Linked DNA regions of Homo sapiens: region 1 is linked to region 2. A link is a loop called in an ENCODE intact Hi-C map of the cell type or tissue named here. Cell type or tissue: transverse colon. All regions are shown on one strand. Links, peaks and the distances in the headings refer to the core of each region. The heading gives the core; the rest is flanking DNA.

The links. Hi-C counts contacts between places; a loop is a spot of excess contacts. Peaks named below come from ENCODE experiments on the same cell type or tissue, not always from the same donor. Only the 100,000 strongest peaks of a DNase experiment are listed, where the experiment ranks them.
Region 1: a loop joins it to region 2, with 8 times the contacts of the local background. A loop is called at or near these places in 1 of 110 quality-filtered maps.

What each region holds. Positions count from the first base shown.
Region 1 is chr21:37,151,725-37,157,101 of GRCh38, reverse strand. TTC3 (tetratricopeptide repeat domain 3) reads right to left here. Exons shown (of 46, transcript NM_001330683.2): 26 at 5,073-5,209; 27 at 3,825-4,151; 28 at 196-447. Among named protein-coding and RNA genes, the nearest start is that of TTC3-AS1, 40 kb to the left of the region's middle. In transverse colon, for the core only: no CTCF peak of the experiment used is centred there; DNase peaks (open chromatin) are centred at 2,921 and 3,661; H3K27ac peaks cover 2,330 bases.
Region 2 is chr21:37,034,640-37,040,020 of GRCh38, reverse strand. It overlaps LOC124905017 (a long non-coding RNA gene), which reads left to right. Exons shown (of 2, transcript XR_007067859.1): 2 at 3,116-3,485. Among named protein-coding and RNA genes, the nearest start is that of RIPPLY3, 31 kb to the right of the region's middle. RefSeq lists a silencer at 5,191-5,355. In transverse colon, for the core only: no CTCF peak of the experiment used is centred there; no DNase peak of the experiment used is centred there.

The sequences.
Region 1 (5,377 bases), core at 1-5,000, 120 kb before region 2:
TTAACTGATAAAGTAAAAAAGCTTCATGATATAAAAAAATTGCTACTGTTAATCACTAACTTCCCCACATAAACTGATTGTACCATAATAATTTTCACTATTTTCTTTGTTATATATTTAAACAAGCTAGGTCCTTCACAGATTTTTTCCCCCTTAAGATTAAATGTAATATAAGTCTAAACTCAGTCCACATACCCATTATATCAAAGAATTCATCTAAAGCACTATGCAATGCTGGGAACTTGTCTCTGTGTTCTTCTAGCAGCCATATTAAACAACGGGCTTCCTTCAATGATGCTGGCTCAGAGAAATAATCAAGTTGCTTTCCTTCTATAGAGTCTAGTTTGTGACCATATTTCTCATTCCAGAGGAAAGTCATGATACTAAAATCAAGCAGTTTAAGAGATGCTCCATAACGAGAAAAGAAAGTTCCTGTGGCATCTAAGCCTGTAATAAAAACAAAACCCAAATCAGAAGAGGAGGGAAATTATTTACTGTAAAATCACATTTAGTTTCACATCTCTGAAAGCAGCTGATTATAGTTTGCTTATATTCTCAGCAAAAACATTTAAATAGTTGAGAACAGATTCGTTCAAGCTATTGGGCATTTTAGAAACACCATTTAACATTGTTAGGCTAATTATAATAATTCTTGTCTATTAGATTTGAATAATGTGGGCCAAAGCCTTCTACTATCATAGTTACCTTTATTAGACCTAGGAGATGAAAGTATAGCATTAAATTCCTTTAAAAATATAACAATGAGGCCAGGTATGGTGGCTTAGGCCCGTAACCCCAGCACTTTGGGAGGACAAGGCTGGAAGATCACTTGAGCCAGGAGTTCAATACCAGCCCTGGCAACATAGCAAGACCCCTATCTTTACAAAAAAAAAAAGAGTTAGCCAGGCATGGTGGTAAATGCCTGTAGTCCCAGCTACTTGGGAGGCTGAGGTGGGGGTACTGCTTGAGCCCAGGACTTCAAAGCTACAGTGAGCTATGACGGCGCCACTGCACTCCAGCCTGGGTGATGGGGCAAGACCCTATCTCTAAAAAAAAAAACAAACCCAAACAATGTTTTCACTAATTCATAAAGACTTTCATTCCAATTAGTATAAACTAGCAAGATTTTATGATTCTTTATATGGATTCCATAGTAATAAAACATCAACAATATGCAGAATCTTCCCAAATGTGTCTAAAAGAGGAAATGGGTAAACCCATTCCCCAACACCTAAAATAACATTCCTTATTCCCCAAAATGTGGGTCCTCACCCCTCTCTACAAAAATCAAGGTGGTCAGTATGCCTACTTTTATTCTCCACTCTCCAAATTAGAAAACAGGTGACTACAATCTCATACAGACTCCTACTGAAATGACGGTGAAGCCCCACTCCTGATGAACAGCCAGCAAAAAGGAGCTCTGTCCAGTTTCTCCATCATGCCTCTAATATAAAACGGTCACTTCTTCCGAGGGCCTTAGTCAACAAATGAAGTCAACAAATGAAGCAGAGATTGCTCAGAGTCAAAATTATCCTAGACTGCTTGCTTCTGGATTAAAGAGTTAGCTTGCAGAGATCATGTTGCAGGAAAATTAGGATCTTTAAACACCAGAATAAGGGACCATGTAGAATACTCACACAATAAAAGATTTATGAGAGCCCAATGAAAAAATAGCACATTCCCGTTCCCTATCCACGTCAGAGCTTGTGGTCAGTGAGGGGAATGCAGGCAGGCAGTGTTCACTATTGGGATGTTAAATTTATCTCACTAGTGCTCTATTATTTCTCTCTCTCCCTCCCTCCTTTCCTCCTTTCCTCCCTTCATCTTTTGCTGAACATAAAAACTGGACCTCTCTTATGGTAAATATGTGCATGATGTAAGTCCACCCAATAGTCGTTTTATTGAAGAAAATTCCAGGAAATGAAAACTGCTTTACTTACTATTTAAGTAAGTGTGCATTTTACTTCAGGACTGTAGTAACAGCCTTACTAATTAACATGCTTGAACTCATTTCACAACTTTAAATAAAAATTGCTACTTTAAATAGTATACATATATCCTTATTAAAATGATACCTTTAATCTACAGAATAAACATGGATTATATCGACCGGGCGCGGTGGCTGACGCCTGTAATCCCAGCACTTTAGGAGGCCGAGGTGGGCAGATCACGAGGTCAGGAGATCAAGACCATCCTGGCTAACACGGTGAAACCCCGTCTCTACTAAAAATACAAAACATTAGCCAGGCGTGGTGGCAGGCACCTGTAGTACCAGCTGCTCGGGAGGCTGAGGCAGGAGAATGGCGTGAACCCGGGAGGCGGAGCTTGCAGTGAGCCGAGATCGCGCCGCTGCACTCCAGCCTGGGCAACAGAGCGACACTCTGTCTCAAAAAAACAAACAAACAAACAAAAAAAACACATGGTTTATATCAAAAGACATGTTCACCCTTTCCTGCCAGTGAGCTGGAGGGCTCAAGTGCTGCATTTACCTGAATGAACAGTGGCTGGCAGTCTTGACCGTGTAGCATAACCCAGGCAAACCTATTTCTCCAGTCCTGAGTATCTCCTAAAGCATGTTAAAGCAAGCATTAACTTTATAATTTGCTTACTTGATACTCACTAGTGACAATCTTGTCACTTAAAAATAACTTTCCGGGATCACAAATCCATGAGGATCTATGTTCAAAGCAGGCATGTTCAGCTGTCTAACTATGCCAGGCTTGCTGCCATCTTACATCGTCTCTTCTGGCAGAAGCTGACCAGTATCTTCTCTGAAACCCTAGAATTCTAATAGCCCCACGTTTCTAAACATTCAGACAGGTGGGGACGGCTGGCAGAGGCTTAGCAGGCCTCACTCTGTGGTCTGCGGCTAAAGGCCCTGCCTTTTTCCCGTGGCGTACTTTAGCCTCTTATCTAATAGCTGCCGACTGAATGAACTATTGTGCTAGGCCAGTTGCTATCCAGTCAGCAAGATAAATAGTGCCCTGGTAGGTGCCCAAAGCATCCCTACCTCGTGTTACACAACAACTGTATCTGCAGCTGCCTTCTGCAGTCCTGCATGGCTTTAGGCAAAGCGCCTGCTTTAGGGGAGGGCAGGGGGCTTGCTCACTCTTCCCTTCTCCCAGCCAAGTTACGAAAGTCAGAACACAGTACAGAGTTATATAATCCTGTGATTTACCACAGCTCAGTCCAACCCTAGGATATGTTCCTCTTAATCTCTAGATACAGATTTGCCTTAGGTGACCCTGAGCAATTAGTCTCATCCACTCTTGCCTCTAAATTTTTCTTCAAAGAATCTGAATTATAGATTTGTCTTCTCAACACAGCTCCTGAGCAGGGGGCAGACTCCAGGATGTGTTATTTACCATGGTTGTGCCTAGTATTCACACATCTACACATTTACAAATAGTTTAGTCTAATATAGGTCTGGATTTCTTTACTGACTGGTCTTTCCTTAGATTGCACCTTTTGAAGAAGTATACTGTAACCTATCTATAAAATAACCTAAAAATTGTGGTGTGCGTGTGTGTGTAATAGTTTTTCTGTTTTTTAAAGGCCTTCATATATTTAGTTCTTTTTTTAAAAAATTCTTTTAGAGACAGGTCTTGCAACATTGCCAGGTTGGTCTCAAATTCCTGAGATTAAGCAATCATCCTGCCTCCGCCTCCCAAGTAGCTGGGACTGGAAAAGTATTCTTAACCATACAAATTTATAGTCCTGCATTTAAAGTTATAAATTATATGGCAGGAAAATGAAAATGACTCAGAGACCTACACTTCCCCTTCGTATTAAAGTTTATTGCTCTGGAATATAAAGGGACATACCAAAGCTATTAAGTTTTTGGATCCAGGCGGCTAATTTGGGCTCCACTTCTTTAAGCTCACTCAAAACATGCAGAAATATTCTTGTCTTTACTCTGTTATTTTCTTGAATCAAGTGGCGAATAACATAGTCCACTGCTTCATTTAGAAAATTTCTGCTAGAAAAACAGGTTGTATAGTCTTCTGTGCTCAAAACTTTCCAAGAAAGCAATTCTTTGAGAAGCATGGCTGTATTCTGTATGCCGGATTTAATCTTGTCAGCATACTGCTTTATACACTGTAGAATTCTGTCATCAAGGAACTGACAACGCTGAACATTGTCTACAGTTTCTAAGGATAAATAACAATGGTTAAAGTGATAAATAGGACTAATTCACAATTACATAAACTTAGAAATAACAAAATTACATAATATAAAATATGATTCAGATTGATTATACTGTTTTACTAAACTCAAGAAACTTTAATTAGAAATATAAACACTTAACAATACTTTTGAAAAGACATGAAAGTGTACGCTAAAATAAACATACCAAAAGTAAGCATTTTACACCCTTCATTCTGAACCATTCATGTAGTAGCATTTGAAACTTAGTTCCTCTAGGCCAGGCGTGGTGGCTCATGCCTGTAATCCCAGCACTTTGGGAGGCCGAGGAGGGTGGATCAGGAGATCGAGACCATCCTGGCTAACACGGTGAAACCCCATCTCTACTAAAAATACAAAAAATTAGCTGGGCATGGTGGCGGGCACCTGTAGTTCCAGCTACTGGGGAGGCTGAGGCAGGAGAATGGCGTGAACCCGGGAGGCGGAGCTTGCAGTGAGCCGAGATCGCGCCACTGCACTCCAGCCTGGGCAACAGAGTGAGACTCCGTCTCAAAAAAAAAAAACAAAAAAAAAAAACAACTTAGTTCCCCTAAAATACGGCCACTTCCTTCAACAATCCTAACCCAGCCTCATCAACTACCTTAACTTTATATACAATAAATATGTTTAGTCATTAAGCACAGAAAGTTAAAATACAATCTCTGAAAGGTTTTTCAGTGGGAATACAATCTCTGAAAGGTTTTTCAGTGTTCTTTACACCAACCCAATTCTGTCTTCGAGTAACAGAAGACAGTGATAGTATTAAATTACTAAGTGAAATCTTTATTTCAATTCAATAATGATGAATATAAGGCCCAAAAGATGCTTACATTTATACATTTAAATGAGAGTATATTATTCTTATCATGCCTTTGGCTTCTGCATACCTTTCTGCTCTTCATTTTTGGGTGGATTACTTTCTCTTAAGTCCTCCTCCATTCTTTCTTGTGCTAACTTTTTTGCTTCTTTTTTTTGGATCTTTCTCTTCAATTTTTTGTCTTCTTTCAGTCTTAGTTTCTCTAGGCTGATAAACATTTACAATTAGTGACAACTCAATGAACTGTTTTCCTTTGACTATCGTAGAAACCATCTTCCAAGCAATATATTAGAAGTTTTCCTTTTTTAATCAGAGCCCGGCCTACATCTTCCATTCAATGTAAGAAACTGTCAGTATTGTCAAAATAAGGGTACT
Region 2 (5,381 bases), core at 254-5,253:
AAATTTTTTTTTTTAAATAGCTGGGCGTGGTGGTGCGTGCCCGTAGTTCCAGTTACATGGGAGGCTGAGCTTGAGCCTCAAGGATTGCTTGAACCTAGGAGTTCTAGGCTGCCGTGAGCTATGATCACACCAGTGTACTCCAGCCTGGGCAACAGAGCAAGCCCTGTGAGACAGGAAAGGAAAGGAAAGGAGAGGAAAAGAGAGGAAAGGAGAGGAAAGGAGAGGGAAGGGAAAGGGAAGGGAGAGGGAAGGGAGAGGGAAGGGAGAGGGAAGGGAGAGGGAAGGGAGAGGGAAGGGAGAGGGAAGGGGGAAAGGGGGAAGGGAAGGGAGAGGGAGAGGGAGAGGGAGAGGGAGAGGGAGGAAGTCATTGTCATTTAAATGCGAAGCTATAATGGACATTATTCAAGAAGCTGTTTCTTGTGTATACTAACAAATACCCTAGAGACATGGAAGAGAACAAGCAGCTACAGAAGGAATCCAACTTTAAAGAAAAGTTAAAAGAAAAGAAGATAGAGCCCTCTCTGCAGCCTGGCCCATTAGGGTGTAAAAGCGTCTGAGGTCGGAATTCTGACTAACGCTTCAACTTCCACGGATAGGCAGCAAGCCAAAGGGATCCTTGTTTTCATAGAAAGTCTTCCCCAAACCCAAGTGGACACCCAATTCAGAGACCATGAAGTGAAACTGATGTAGAAACTCCCTGGAAGGTTTCACTGGGGACAAACACTGGATTATTAAGATTAGCCTGGGCCATGAAAATATCCTACTAGAAGCATTGTGAGCTGAATCCAGCTGCCCTGGCTTCAAATCCTGTCAGAGATGGACTCTGACATGGGGTAGATTATGAGCCCACAGCCACCAGGAAGAACCAGTCACAGGCAAGAGCTTTTAGCCCTGCCCAGAGGTAAAGGACCACCAAGCTCCAGAAAGCAGCAGACAAGTGTCCTCCAGGAACTGAGAGACTCAGCCTGCAATTGTGTGCTAATAATTACCCCTGGCTTTTTTGTTTTTTAAAGAAAATAAGTTGTAAATCTCAGCACTTTGGGAGGCCGAGGCAGGTGGATCGCTTGAGCCCAGGAGTTTGAGACCAGCCTGGACAACATAGTGAAACCCTGCATCTATTAAAAAAAAAAAAAAATCAGCCAGGTGTGGTGGCACGTGCCTCTAGTCCCAGCTACTCAGGAGGCTGAGGTGGGAGGACCACTTGAGCCCAGGAGGTTGAGGCTGCAGTGAGCCAAGAACGCACCACTGCACTCCAGCCTGGGTGACAGACCTTGTCTTAAAAAAAAAAAAAAGAAAAAGAAAAGGAAAAGAAAGAAAAAAGGTAAATTGATTTCCAGACCTTAGAGGGAAATTGAACACACCTAATATTTTCCTTTGTATCAAAGCCAAGGCAGGGCTATGAGCCTTGTTCATCCAGACTCCACTGAAAGGAGCTGGCAGGAGTGCCAGGAAGTTCATGTGGGGCTCATTTCCCAAGGCCCGAACCCCACGGAGGCGATGGCTTCCGAAGTGATGTTGGTGAGACATCACACTCCACTAACTTCGTGACTGATACTCAGTTGTCCTGCCTGTGACAGTGTTTGCTCCATCAGTTCTGATGAAGAATGAACGTGTGTTTACATTTAGGAAATTTCTCCATTTAGGTATGTTTACACTTACATCACTTCAAGTGGCTTTCTAGATTTTGGCCAAATAAAATGATGTATACTAAAGCTAACCATACACATACCCTAGCAGCCAACATCCACTCCTAGATATATTCTCAACAGAAATGTCCACAGATAATGCACAAAAAACAAACCCAAAAGTGTTCATAGCAGCATTATTCATAACAGCCAAAATCCCTGGAAGCAATACAAATGTACATCAATAATAGAATGAATAAATAAATAGTTGACATATTCCTACAAGAGACTATGGTTGACTTATGTACAGTGTAAAATAAACCAGACAAAAACGAGTGCATACAGTGTGGTTGATTCCATTTATATAAAGTTCAGAACTGGGCAAACAAATGTATGGTGTTAAGAGTCAGAATAGTGGTTATCTTTGAGGAAGAGAGTGAGTGTGGTAGCTGGGAGGGGCTTTGAGGGGCTTCCAGGGTGATGGTGATCTTCTATTTCTCAACCTTGTTGGTGTTATAGAAGGGATGTTACCTTTGAAAATTCATTGAGCACTTAAGATATGCTTGCTTTTCTGTATCTGTTGTATATTGATAAAAACTGCATTTTAAAATAAAAATTTTAGTGTCTTTTAATCATCTATATGGTAACTGTTGCTAGGGACCAGTATATTATTGTAGAAAATTCTGGAAAACGATGGACTTTCCAGGTGTACTGTTGATATATCTGGAGAGCACCCACTTTATGACAATGGTGACTATTATGGTTTGGTATTGTTGACATCTGAAGCCCTAAGTCTTACACCTAACTTAAATTTGGGTAGTGGTCTTACCATGTTGTTTAACAACCTAATCTTGGAGTTTCAAGTAATTCCAGATACTCACTTTGAACGCAGGACAGGAAGGTCTAGCCTACTGATGACCTGGATCTAGGCAATTGGTCCTCCCTTCATGTCTTACTTTGGAATTGAACCCATTATTCTAAAAGTACACCTGGGACCTCTTTACCTTTAAGTGATTGATGACTCAGAGGTCACTGCACATCTTCAGAAGACAGGGCCTTAATGAATAAACCCAGGAGAGTAAAAAAACTCAGAGGTCTCAGGGAAGAAACTGAAATATTTCTTTAGAATGTTTTCCTTTGGGTTACTTCTTAAAAATTTAAACTTTGTCATGCCCTCCACCCCCAAAAAATGTATTATTCCTGTAGCGACTCTGTAGCTAAATAAAAGATACAAATATTGTCTTAATAATAAGAGTCTACGCTTTAAAAAAAAAACAACTTATTGGGATGTAATTTATTTACTATATATTTACCCATTGGCACTGTACATTTCAAAGATTTTCGTGCATTTCTAGAATTATGCAACTAACACCATAATCCAGTTTTAGAATAATTCTATCACCCCAAAAAGTTTTCTTGTGCTGATTTACAGTTAATCCTTGCTCCCACTCCCAGCACTAAGCAACCACTGTTTTGTTTTCTGTCACTAGAAATTCGCCTTTCTGTGGACCTTTTATATAAATGGACTCATACGGACGGGCGCAGTGGCTCACGCCTGTAATCCCAGCACTTTGAGAGGCTGAGCCGGGTGAATCACGAAGTCAGGAGTTCGAGACCAGCCTGGCCAACATGGTGAAACCCCATCTCTACTAAAAATACAAAAATTAGCCAGGCATGGTGGTGGGTTCCTGTAATCCCAGCTACTCGGGAAGCCGAGGCACGAGAATTGCTTGAACCCGGGAGGTGGAAGTTGCAGTGAGCTGAGATCATGCATGCCACTGCACTCCACCCTGAGTGACAGAGTGAGATTCCGTCTCAAAAAATAAATAAATAAAAATTGAAAAAGAAAATGGACTCATACAATGCAGTCTGTTATGTCTGGTTTCTTCCACTTAGCACGCTGCTTCCAAGGTCCACTCGTGTTTCCACATGTATCAATACTTCATCTCTTCTAATTACTGAATAACATCCCATTGTATGGACATACCACATTTTATTTATCCAGCCACCAGTTAATGTATATTTGGATGATTTCCAGTGTGAGATTGTTATGAATAGCGCTACTATAAACATTCACGTACATGTCTTTGTGTGGACTAATGTTTTTATTTGTCTTGGGTAGATTCCTAGGAGTGGAATAGCTAGGTTCTATGGTGAATTTATGTTTAGCTTTTTTATTTTCTTTCAGACAGGGCCATGCTTTATCACTCAGGCTGGAGTGCAGTGTTGCTATCATGGCTTACTCCAGTCTTGACCTCCCGGGCTCAAGTGATCCTCCTACCTAGGACTACAGGACTCACCACCATGCCTGGCTAATTAAAAAAAAATTTTTTTTGGCCAGGTGCGGTGGCGCACGCTGGTAATCCCAGCACTTTGGGAGGCTGAGGCGGGTGGAATCACAAGGTCAAGAGATCGAGACCATCCTGGCCAACATGGTGAAACCCCATCTCTACTAAAAATACAAAAATTAGCTGGGCGTGGTGGCGCGCACCTGTAATCCCAACTACTCGGGAGGCTGAGGCAGAAGAATCGCTTGAACCCAGGAGGCGGAGGTTGCAGTAAGCCGAGATCATGCCATGGCACTCCAGCCTGGTGACAGAGCAAGACTTCGTCTCAAAAAAAAAGAAAAAAAATTTGTAGAGATGGGGTCTCCACATGTTGCCCAGGTTGGTCTGAACTCCTGGGCTCAAGCAAACCTCCTGCTTCAGCCTCCCAAAGTGCTAGGATTACAGGCGTGAGCCACAGTGCCCAGGCAGTTTTAGCTTTCTACTGAAACTGCCAGATTGTTTTCCAAAATGGTTGTACTGTTTATACATTTCCACCAATAATATAATATGAGGATTCTAGTTTCTCCACATCCCTGCCAACACTTCTTATTTAAAATTGTGATCCAGGTTGGGCATGATGGCTTATGCCTGTAATCCTACCACTTTTGGAGGCCGAGGCAGGCAGATCACTTGAGGTCAGGAGTTTGAGACCAGCCTGATTAACATGGCGAAACCCTGTCTCTACTAAAAAAAAAAAAAAAAAAAAAAAATTAGCTGGGTGTGGTGGTGCATTCCTGTATTCCCAGCTACTCAGGAGGCTGAGGCAGGAGAATTGCTTGAATCTGGGAGGCGGAGGTTGCAGTGAGCCGAGATCACACCACTGCACTCCAGCCTGAGTGACAGCAAGACTCCGTCTCAAAAAAAATAAAATAAATAAAATAAAACAAAATAAAATTGTGATCCAGCATTCTCATTTCTGGGTATTTACCCAAAAGATTTGAAATCAGTATGTCAAAGAGATGTCTGTGCTCCCATTTTCACTGCAGCACTATTTACACTAGCCAAATTATGGAACCAATCTAAATGTCCATCAATAGATGAACAAATAAAGAAAATGTAACATATATCCACAATGGAATTTTAGTCTTAAAAAAGGAAAGAAATTCTCTCATTAACAACAACATGGATGAAATTGGAAGACATGGGCAGGACGCAGTGGCTCATGCCTGTAATCCCAGCACTTTGGGAGGCAGAGGCGGGTGGATCACCTGAGGTCAGGAGTTTGAGACCAGCCTGGCCAACATGGTGAAACCCTGTCTCTACTAAAGATACAAAAAAATTAGCCATGGTGGTGGGTGCCTGTAATCCCAGCTACTTAGGAGGCTGAGGTAGGATAATCACTTCCGGGAGGTGGAGGTTGCAGTGAGCCGAGATCATGCCATTGCACTCTAGCCTGGGGAACAAGTCTCAAAAAAAAAGAAATCAGAAG